Linked DNA regions of Homo sapiens: region 1 is linked to region 2. Evidence: chromatin contacts called from ENCODE Hi-C or POLR2A ChIA-PET data. All regions are on one chromosome and are shown on one strand. The core of a region is the stretch at or near the end of the contact, and the rest is flanking DNA. Distances in the headings are between cores, read along the strand shown.

Region 1 (5,168 bases), core at 2,169-4,668, 330 kb after region 2:
CAATCTGCATAAGGCGAGCCAGTGCAGGGCAGAAGGGAATAGAAAGGACTGTGGCAAACTGGACCCAACAACTTCACCATGCTGCCTCGAAGACCGTACCCCTAAGCCTAAATCATAGCCATGTTGCTAGCATCTTGGTGACTTGTTCTAACCACTTTATGAATGGGAAAGCTGAGGACCCAAGAGGGGAGGCAAATCAGCTAGATGAAAACAAAAAACCCAGGTATCCTAAGTCCAAGCCTAGGACTCTTCCCACCATTCCATGCTCCCTCCTTTCTCCATCTCCAATTCATCATCAATAATCATAAACATTTACTGAGCATCTCCTAGGTATGAGGGATAAGAAGGAAGAGGGAGAAAGAAATGCAGGAAGCAGCTCCGACTTGCGATTCTGATGAGGAAGAGCTTTCTGAAGAACAGCACTGAAGCAATCCTGGCCTCACAGCAGAGAGGGAAAGGAAGGGAAGCCACCAAGCTGCCCAGGGTAGGGGGTAGGCCTGGTGGGATCACCTGGGCTGAATATTTTCAATCAGGCACTATGCCTGCAATTCTACTAGCTACCACCAGATGGGGAGGTGGTGCCTTAGACCAGCGGTCCCCATCCTTTTCGGTTTCCTGGAAGACAATTTTTCCCACTGTAGTGGGAGAGGAATGAAACTATTCCACCTCACATCATCAGGCATTAGATTCTCCATAAGGAGCACACAACCTAGATCCATCGCATTCGCAGTTCGCAATAGGGTTCAGGCTCCTAGGAGAATCTAATGCGGCCGCTGGTCTGACAGGACGCAGAGTTCAGGCGGTAATGCTTACTGGTGCTCACCTCCTGCTGTGCAGCCGGGTTCCTCACAAGCCACGGACCTATGCCATCCACAGCCCAGGGGTTGAGGACCCTTGCCTTAGACCACTGATGAAAACTAGTCAGATTAAAAATTTCACCACTGGTGGCAAGTTCAGACGTCCTATTGTGTGGGTCAGAGTGTACACAGGTACAGGAACAGAAACAACATGTAAAGTCTAGGTGTCAGGGCAATTCAGTAGGAAGAAGGGCCCCTTCCTTCTATGCCAGAGGATGGAGGATGCTCTGAGTACAGCAAAAATGTGCTCGGGACCCCCAAAAGGTTCCCGCTGCTTAAAATCACCACGCTTATTAACTAGCTAGGAAGCCATCCTCCCTTCACCTAAAACTGCCCCTTTCTCCACAAGGAAGAATTGTTTCATGAAGTCCAGCTGACAGGCCTGAGCTCCTCAGGGTACCTGGTCAATGCCATCTGCAGGGATGGTGGTAGTGGAGAGTCACAGAGTGTTCCAAAAGGCAGAAACAGACACCATCAGCCCACATGGGCCAGATCGCCGCTTGGGGCACCCCAGCCAGCTGGCACTACTGGCCCCAGCCAGTCCCAGGCAATAGAGGGTAGGCCTTAGAAAATGTCAGGGAAAGCACTCCAAATCCCAGAGACACTTCAGCACAGGGTCGAAGCTCATACTCACACTGCCTACATCCTCAAAGCATGGCCCTCTCCACACACCCTCAACCCCATTCCTCAGAGTGAGCATCCTGGTCCGGTGAAATGTTTAAATCCAGCAAACGTCTCCTGGACACCTTCCATAAGGCCCCCACTGTGGGAGTAAAGGGGCAGAGACTGGGTATGGGCTAGAACAAGCTTCCCACTGGGAGGCAGGATGAGCCTGATAGTAGTAAGGCTACAGGGCCAGGCCTAGGGGGGCATGAAGGCACATGGCATGGCCAGGGGGAAGGGACAGGGGTGAGCAGCAGGTGCACAAAGAGATTCAGGAGAGAGAGAGACAGGGAGCCAATGGGCTCCCAGATTACTGAGGAAGGGAACTGCAGCCCTCTTACAAGGCTGTCCTCTGCTTCTGTGTAGCGAACTAAGAGAAGTTTTTTGAGGAAGGCAGCCTAATCCATAGTTTTGCAAAGTTAACAGTGTTGTGAGCAGTCCCATTTGTAAAATGGAAATACCACCTTCCTCACCGGATTATTGTGGGAAGTAACTGATATGTAACTTTTGGGAAAGGACTTTGCGAACCATTACATGTTTCCCACACCAAGGCATTACCAGTAGGTAATCAAACAGGTGTAGAGAGGAAGTTTGGATGTAATAAATTCAATGCCAGACAAAAACGTTGTCCTGCTTTGGGGGAGCTGGCAATACAGCCCTCCTGTCCCTATAACCTGGTTTCACCTGGACTCAGGCTGGCTGGGGGAGGGGTGATTTTTGCTTAAACCCTGACCTGGCCCCCTGACTCCAGCCCTTACCATCAATAACTCTACCTTATCTGCAGTCCGGAGACCTCTGCAAAGGAGCCGCTGCGACAGCCCGTCCCCACCATCTGCTCCTATATTTAGTTACTGGTGTTGTCAGTTGGGAACGTTAGAGCCTGGCAGGGGCTCGGATGGGCAACCGGAGCCTCCGGAGCCATGTGTGCAAGCTGGCCCTACCGCTGGCTCCAGCCCGGGCTCTGGACCATGCCAAGCCGGGGAGCGGGTGGGGAGGTGAGGAGCGACCCAAATAGTCCCAAACCCCCCTTCAGATCAGAACGAAGTTGACCCACTTCCCCACCCCAGGGAAAGAAGCCCGCTGGGACGTGAGCGGGACCTGCTGGCGCCTTGTTTTTGTGGCATGGGGTTCGGGAAGCTCAGCGCGTGCTCCCTCGCTAACATCTAGGCATCCTCGGACTGAGCCTCCAGCACTACGCGCGGTAGCCAGGCAAGGGTCCCCCAGCCCCGCGTGCCAGGATCCGCCTCACCCCCGGTGCCTGCAGCCAATGGCACCTCGTCCGCTGGCCCGGCAGGCGGGGACTGGGAGAATAAAGCTGGCAGAGGGAAGAATGGTAGTGATCGCAGAGGCCCCGGGGCTCCCACGCTGCCCGGAGGCCGAGAGGCACGCTCTGGAGCAGGCGTCTGCAGCTCCCCAGAGCGGAAGCAAACCCCGAAAGTGTCGCTTCGGGGACGAAATGCACAGCAGCCTCTCCAAGCAAGGGCGCCTCCCGCGAGGAATGGAGGCCCGCCTGGGAGCGGTTCTCCGAGCTCCCTATTCCCTGGCACCTCTGCACCCACTCCCCTGAACCATCGGGGTCCAGGTGCAGTGAGCAAGCAAGAGCCCGCGCATGCCGAGCCCCTTGGCACCGCCAGAGCCTCCGCTGGTGCACCGCTGCTCTTTTCCACCGGGTGACCTGGGGGAGGGGAGGGGACGCTGCAAAAATCGGAACACTTCTCGCCCTCTCTCCCCCAGCCCCTGCAACGCTTGACCTCGGACTACATTTACTTTGCGGGGCAAGAAGCGTGTGGTCCCGCTCCGGGCCGCTTTTGGCTCCACTTACGGCGACAATGCCTCCTAGCGCCCTGCGCAGCGCAGTCACGCTCCCTCCGCCGCCGGCGGCGCCCCAGGCGAGTTCCGAGCCGGCGGGGCGGGGCGCGCGGGGCTGCGGGATCTGCGCGCGCGGCCACTCCGCCAATCCCGGCGCCAGGACCGGCGCCGCGGCGGGAGCAGGCTGGGCTCGGGATGCGCTCAGCCAATCAGTGGGGGAGCGGCGCGCGCGGGGGTGGCGCGCGGAAGGGCAGCCCGCGCGCTCCCGGCCGCAGGGAGTAACCGCTTTGTGTGCTGCTTCTAGAGGGAGAACGCCTGAGGGGGCGGAGATACAGAGTGGGACGCGCAGTACATCCCAGGATCTCTAGGACCGGGGCTCCAGATTGGGTTTTCTCGAGGGAATGGAGTTGAATTAGCCAGATCAGGGATACTTTGAAACACGTGAACATGGAGCATAGGGAAATTTTCCTATGATGACTTCGGGTGCCCATTGAGGTTTTTAGTATATGCAAGGCCCTGTGTCTCGGCCCTGCGTCTCCAATCCTAATGTTCTCATCTATAAAATATGACTTGAGGGCGGGGCGCGGCGACTCACGCCTGTAATCCCAGCACTTTGGGAGGCCGAGGTAGACGGATCACCTGAGGTCGGGAGTTCGAGACCAGCCTGGCCAACATGGCAAAACCCCCGTCTCTACTAAAAATACAAAAATTAGCCGGGCGTGGTGGCAGGCGCCTGTAGCCGCAGCTACTCGGGATGCTGAGGCAGGAGAATCGCTTGAACCCGGGAGGCGGAGGTTGCAGTGAGCCGAGATGGGCACTCCAACCTGAGTGGACAGAGTGAGACTCTGTCTCAAAGAAAAAAAAAAGAATATTTAATTCCGCCTCTAGGGGGTCTAGGCAGTCAAAGAACACACATTCCCTTGGGCCTCGATGGATGTTAAGGGTTACTTATGCCCTCTCCACCCCCAACAATATGTTAAAGTTCATCAGAATGTGATCTTATTTGGAAGTAGGGCCGTTGCAGATGTAATGAGTTAAGGTCATGCTGGAGTAGGGCGGGCCCCTAATCCACTGAGACTGGTGTCGTTGTAAGAGAAGAGACACAGAAGAGACGCACAGGGAGAACCACCTGTGGTGATGGCGGCAGGGATCAGCTGATGCATTTCCAAGGCCAGGAGTGCCAAGCACTGCCAGCAGGGACCAGAAGCTAGGAACGGGCAGGGAATAATTCCTCCTTCAGAGCCTCCAAAAAGGAACTAACCCTCCAGACACCTTGATTTTGGACTTAATAGCTTCCAGAGCTGTAAGTGAATAAATTTCTGTTGCCACCCAGTTTATGTCCATTTGTTATAGCAGCCCTAGGAAAAAACTACAATAGGTTAGTAGGAATAAAGAGAAGAGGATGATAAATATCTCCAAAGTAAGTCTTTTGAAACTGATTGCTTAGTATATGCAAAGCCTTGTGTCTTGGGGTATACTGACATGAATCAGACACAGACCCTGCCCTCAAGGGGTTACCAGTCAAGTGGATACTTAAGCAGCCATGTTTTCTGACCCCTTGTGCCTTCCCAGGGAAAACTATGGAGATCTCTCTCAACCCATCAACACCACATCCCTGCCAGATATATAGCAAGTACCAGATATAAATAACTAATGGGTAGAGTCCCATTCTGCCCAAGCCGAGATGCTGCTTGCCACTGTGGACAAAGCAGGCATAGCTACTTCTGTTTTCACTGAAAACCAGCATGACACTTCTACCCAACTTTTACACGTGGATGTCTTCTCTCCTCTGCTAGTCCATACGCAGACTTGAGACAGCCAGTACAGTGTTTCTGTACC
Region 2 (4,757 bases), core at 1,378-3,877:
TCCTTTGCTTAAAACAAATGCACTTCTCCACCTTCAGATTAAGGCAGTGATTAAGAGCATGGATCTGCCACTTCCTAACTCTATAACTGTGGGAAAGTTTCTCATCCACTCCCTGCCTCAGTCTGTAAAAAGGAGAAAATAGTGCTTGCCCCATACAAGTGTTGAAAGGATTAAATAAGTTAGGATAAAGTGCTTAGTACAGTGCACATAGTAAACATTCAATAAGTGTAAGCTCTTATCATTCTTTATTATTCAACTTGTCAGAGGTTCCCCGAGCTAGAGACCACTGCGGAACTCTAGATTACTTATCAACTTATGATCATGTTGACTTTTTAAAATGTATTTTAATTTTATATAATATTATATGATACTATCTCAGTGTTAAATTTTTATGTGTTAAATGTTCGGTATTAAACACACATAATTCAACTAGATCTGCATATTAAGTGGCATATTTGTCCCCTATACATCCTGAAAAGTTTGGAATTGGCGGAAACTGCATTGACTGGGTATCTGGACATGCATTGGAGGATCTCCCACTAATGTCCTGCGAGGCCATGGCTGAGTCATTTCACCCTTCCAAATACCAGATTTCTTCCTATAGCAAAGGTTTCCACTAGGTGAACTCTAAGAACCCTTTTATCCTAAGAATCAGAGTATTTTGAAGCTGACCTCTTCCTTGATTTTCTGAGTTGTGACAGCATCATCTGTCTGAAGAAACCAACCAGTATGAAATGGGAGAATCCTAACCAGTAAATTTACTAGATCCAGCCTCTCTCAGGATAGCACATAACAAAATGCTAGAATGAACTGTTATATAAAATTCACATAAAAATGACCACATATGCCACTTTTATTGGGAAATTACAAGGAGAATGTGAATCTAATATCTACTGATGAATTATTCAACTATATTTCAGTCAGCCTGGCTGACTGGATGACAGAGTATGAGTATTTTTCAAGCACTCATAGAAAACTCCTGAACTCTCTTGAATGTTGGCTTGATGGTTATTTCTGGTGAAGAATGGACACCTGAAGGTATAAGAAGAGAGACCCTTTCTTTAGGAATGGGAAAGGACATCATTATGGGATGCCCCAGGGGATCATTTGAAACCCTTTAAATATACATCTTGGGGAAAGAAGACTTTATCCTGACTGGATATCTGACCTGGAAAATACCTTCCAAGACAAAGAACAGTGAGGTCATACACAGAGGGCGTGAAAGGCTTAGGAAAAGAGTAAAGGAAGCCCCAAGAAACAGAGACTGTTGAGTCCAGGGGAGTTTGAGAAGCCATAGGAGACTGAAATAGAGGCTTATGCATATGTTGATGATATATGCGTGATTTGGAGGAAGTCAGAGAGAAACATGGCTGATTTCTCAGCAAATACACTTTAAAATGCACATGTTCTAAACCTAACCCGCTATCTATAAACGCCAGCAATAGCCATGATTAACTAACTAGTAGAGACGCAGAGGGTGGTAGGCATGAGTTCTTCCCACTCAGGCACTGGGAGGCTTTCAGTCACTCCAAAGTCCCCACTGCCTAAATAGTTACAAGTTTGTAGTAGCAAATATACACAATATTACCAAATGTAACAGCTTTAAAAATCAGCCATTTGGCCAAGGCTGGAGAATTCTGTTTGCACCGGTTTCTCTTTTTGGAAGGGATCAAAATGTTGCCTCTCACAGTCCTTTGACTGTAGGAGAAATCAGAGGAAACCTGGATGGTCCACAGCAAGTTAGTATTTCCCACTGAAATAAACACATTCTTTTGACTCCCCTCCAGCCATGGAGCCCTGGCCAACAACTCACAATACAAAGCCGAGACTGGCTTCCACTAGGAACACAGCAACTGCTAATCCCCATTATCACACCCGACAGTGTCCACCACACCCCCATAAAGATGCATTTTCTAGTAACTAATAAAAACTGGTCCTGAAGACAATAGCCTCGCGCTCATCTAAATACCCGTTGGGATATTGCAAATTAACACCTTGTAAAGCAACCCAATTAAAAATTATGCCCATACACACAGTCTCACCCACCAAAACATACATCTGCCTCTCCAAATATTATGCAACGCTGGATTCTAAATCGGTCTTAATTTCTAAAAAGCCTACAGGCACGGATATAAATTCTCAGCTCTCGTGGCTGTGGCCGCCCTATGCACTCTTCCCAGTGGTGGACACAAACGTTAATGTACTTGTTATTATTTAAGGACACAAAAATATAGAAGGTGGCATTTTTCGCTTTCCCCTTCGAAGACTCTCCCCAGAGCTGCCAGATGAACGCCCACGCCACCTTCTCCCACCAAAGGTGGATCCAGCTAACAGGAGACTGGATCGCGACCATAGCGCGTTTGTGCCCAGTTCTGGGGAAAGCCTCATGTTAGCGAGTGGCCCTCGGCTCGTCTCGCAGATCGGCCAAGTACGCGGAGGCCGCGCGGTTTCACCATTAATACTCCTGAAGGACAATAGCTCATCAAGCCCCACCGAAAGCCCCGGACCCGTCGCGGAGCCTGGGCTGGCGGGGGATGAGGCTGAGCAACTCCTCCTAGAGGTGGTTATGTGGAGAAGGAGCAATCCCTTCTCCCTCCTCCTCCTCCCCCCGCTACTATCCGCGGCCCAGAGAACTGCCGCTTGCCGCCATTGACACGCACAGATAGAACCCAAAGAAAGGCAAAGAGTCCTGCCCGGCACCGGCGCCGCGTGGGCCAAACCTGCGCCCGTGGAGGGGCGCGCAGAGGGCACCGGGCGCCGGGAGCAGGCGGCGCAGCACCAGGTGAGCCCGCCATGGCGATGGCATTATTGTTTAGGGTGCTCCGGGGTCTGGAAACAAAACGCGCCGCCGGGGCAGTGCAGGGGCCGGAGAGAACCACCTCTGCCTCTCCCCCGAGCCCCTGCGGGCGCACCCTCGATAGCCGACCCACCCTCTGCAAAAACAAATTCTTAAATCCAGCTGCCCAACTTGCTTCCTTGGGCGATAAAGGGGGGGCTGCTAAAGAAGTGGTCAAATTCCTGCGGCCAGCGAGGGGCCGGGGGCGTCGAGGGTACTGAGAGGGGAAGGAGGAGGGATGCGAGGTTCAGCAGCGGGCCCCAGGCGAGGCTGGACCCGGAGGAAGCGGAGGTCTCCTGGGAATGCGGAGTTTCGGGCGCAGGAGCGGGAGGACGGAGGCGCCCGGCCGCCGATGGGCACGGGGCGATGGGTGGGGGGCTGCGCAGGGCCCGAGGGAGCCCGGGGAGGGCCGCTCGGGGGCCTCTGAAGGTGCCCGGGCAGGGCGCCGGCGGCTCCAGGCTGACAATGGAGGGGGCGCGGAGCAGCCGGGCGGAGGTTAGGGACCCGAGTCCGGGGGCGGGCCGCGCCGGGGAAGGTCAGGTCGGGGACGCCGGGTGGCGGGGCGAGGGCTGGGGGTTGCTGCGCGGACACCCGGGCGCCGCGGGCGGGCGTGCGCCCCGGGGCCGGCGCGGAAGAGGGCGCGAGGCCGGGCACTCCCCTTCGGTTCCCTTTCCGGGGCGCCCGGTGCCGACGCGCGCTGCGCTTTCACCGGGAAATGGCGGCCCGGCCGTGGCTCGCCTGGGCAGTCTGGCTCCCGCTTTGCGCGGGAAAAAATAATAATAATAAAAATATCGAAAAAGGGAATAAAAGTAAACTGGCTGCGGCGCAGGAAAGGGCTCTGCCGGGCGCCGGACGCCGTGCGTATCGCTCGCGGGGCGCGGCGGTTGGGGACCAGCCCTGCCTCCCCCGGCTCCCAGCCTCCAGCCCCGGCGCACCTCAGCCCCAGCCCGGCCAGCCCCCCGGATCGCCCGTGGGTGTCCTCCCCCGCCTTTCCTTGGGGGGGCGCCCTCAGTTCTTGCCCTCTTTGTTCCTTACAACAATGGCCAAAGGGGCATTGGTTCCCCAAGGGCCAAACGAGCTTCCTCCAGGAGTTTCCCGTCGCGTGCAGTGGACCACCGTGGGCCTGACTGAGGCCTGGTCCTTGCCAGGGTTTTTTGGCAACGGCCCTGGATGAGTGAAGGGATGAAAGGCGCGAGAAGAAATGGGCTGAGAAACCAAAGTGCGGGGCCCTGAGTGTTTGAGGGGACGCGATGGGAACCGTGGCTCCGCTGCCCTGATTTTAAGGGCAGTTACCCTGTCACAGCCACGCTGGAACTGAGGTGTCCTTCCAGCTTCTGTCCACCTCAGAGGAATTCAAAACAAGGGCCCAGTTCTAAGCCCCACAGACCCCAGGATCCCCTAGGGGCCATTAGTCCACCGCGGCAAATGGTTTCCTCACTTTGCTCATTTGTGTTTGTTTTGAAATCCAATTGTCACCTCACTGGGCTGCACAGTTGCTACTGAAACGGTTCAATAGGTGAGAGAAAAAGAAAACATTATTAAGAGCGAGAACGTGTCTTCGTGTGTGTTGTTTTGAACCACAAACTAAGCTACACATAATTCTCAATCCGTTTTAACACACTTTTTATTTTCAAACTAAATGTTAAGAGCTCCAAGATTTGGAAACATACTGGTGATTTTTAGAATTGTTTTAGCCTAAAATTACATATAAATAAATAGAGGCACTGCCCGGCGGAAAAGTTTATCTTGAGTCGCATAATTCACATCTTCATAACCCCTCTTTCCTGTAGCCAAATTTCCTTTTAAAACATGCCCAGTTCTCCTCTTCTCTGGTTTTTCCTATCCTACCACAGTTACACCTCACCTGGATCCATTAATTGTCAGACTTTACACATTATTAGTGGTTTCCTCTATATCAAAA

Evidence for each region. Hi-C counts contacts between places; a loop is a spot of excess contacts on that map. ChIA-PET counts read pairs that join two places held with the same protein, here RNA polymerase II (POLR2A). Pooled maps may share reads with other maps.
Region 1: a loop to region 2 is called in a pooled map, with 4 times the contacts of the local background. The contact joins the promoter of LRRC20 here to the promoter of MACROH2A2 in region 2. A Hi-C loop is called at or near these places in 2 of 50 pooled maps. POLR2A ChIA-PET finds 5 or more read pairs at or near these places in 5 of 52 experiments (H1, HCT116, MCF 10A and 2 more).

Annotation. Positions count from the first base shown.
Region 1 is chr10:70,379,207-70,384,374 of GRCh38, forward strand. It overlaps LRRC20 (leucine rich repeat containing 20), which reads right to left and starts at 3,419. Exons shown (of 5, transcript NM_001278212.2): 1 at 3,343-3,419. RefSeq lists enhancers at 2,630-3,249, 3,094-3,293, 3,824-3,923 and a silencer at 3,324-3,693.
Region 2 is chr10:70,050,219-70,054,975 of GRCh38, forward strand. It overlaps MACROH2A2 (macroH2A.2 histone), which reads left to right and starts at 2,628. Exons shown (of 9, transcript NM_018649.3): 1 at 2,628-2,782.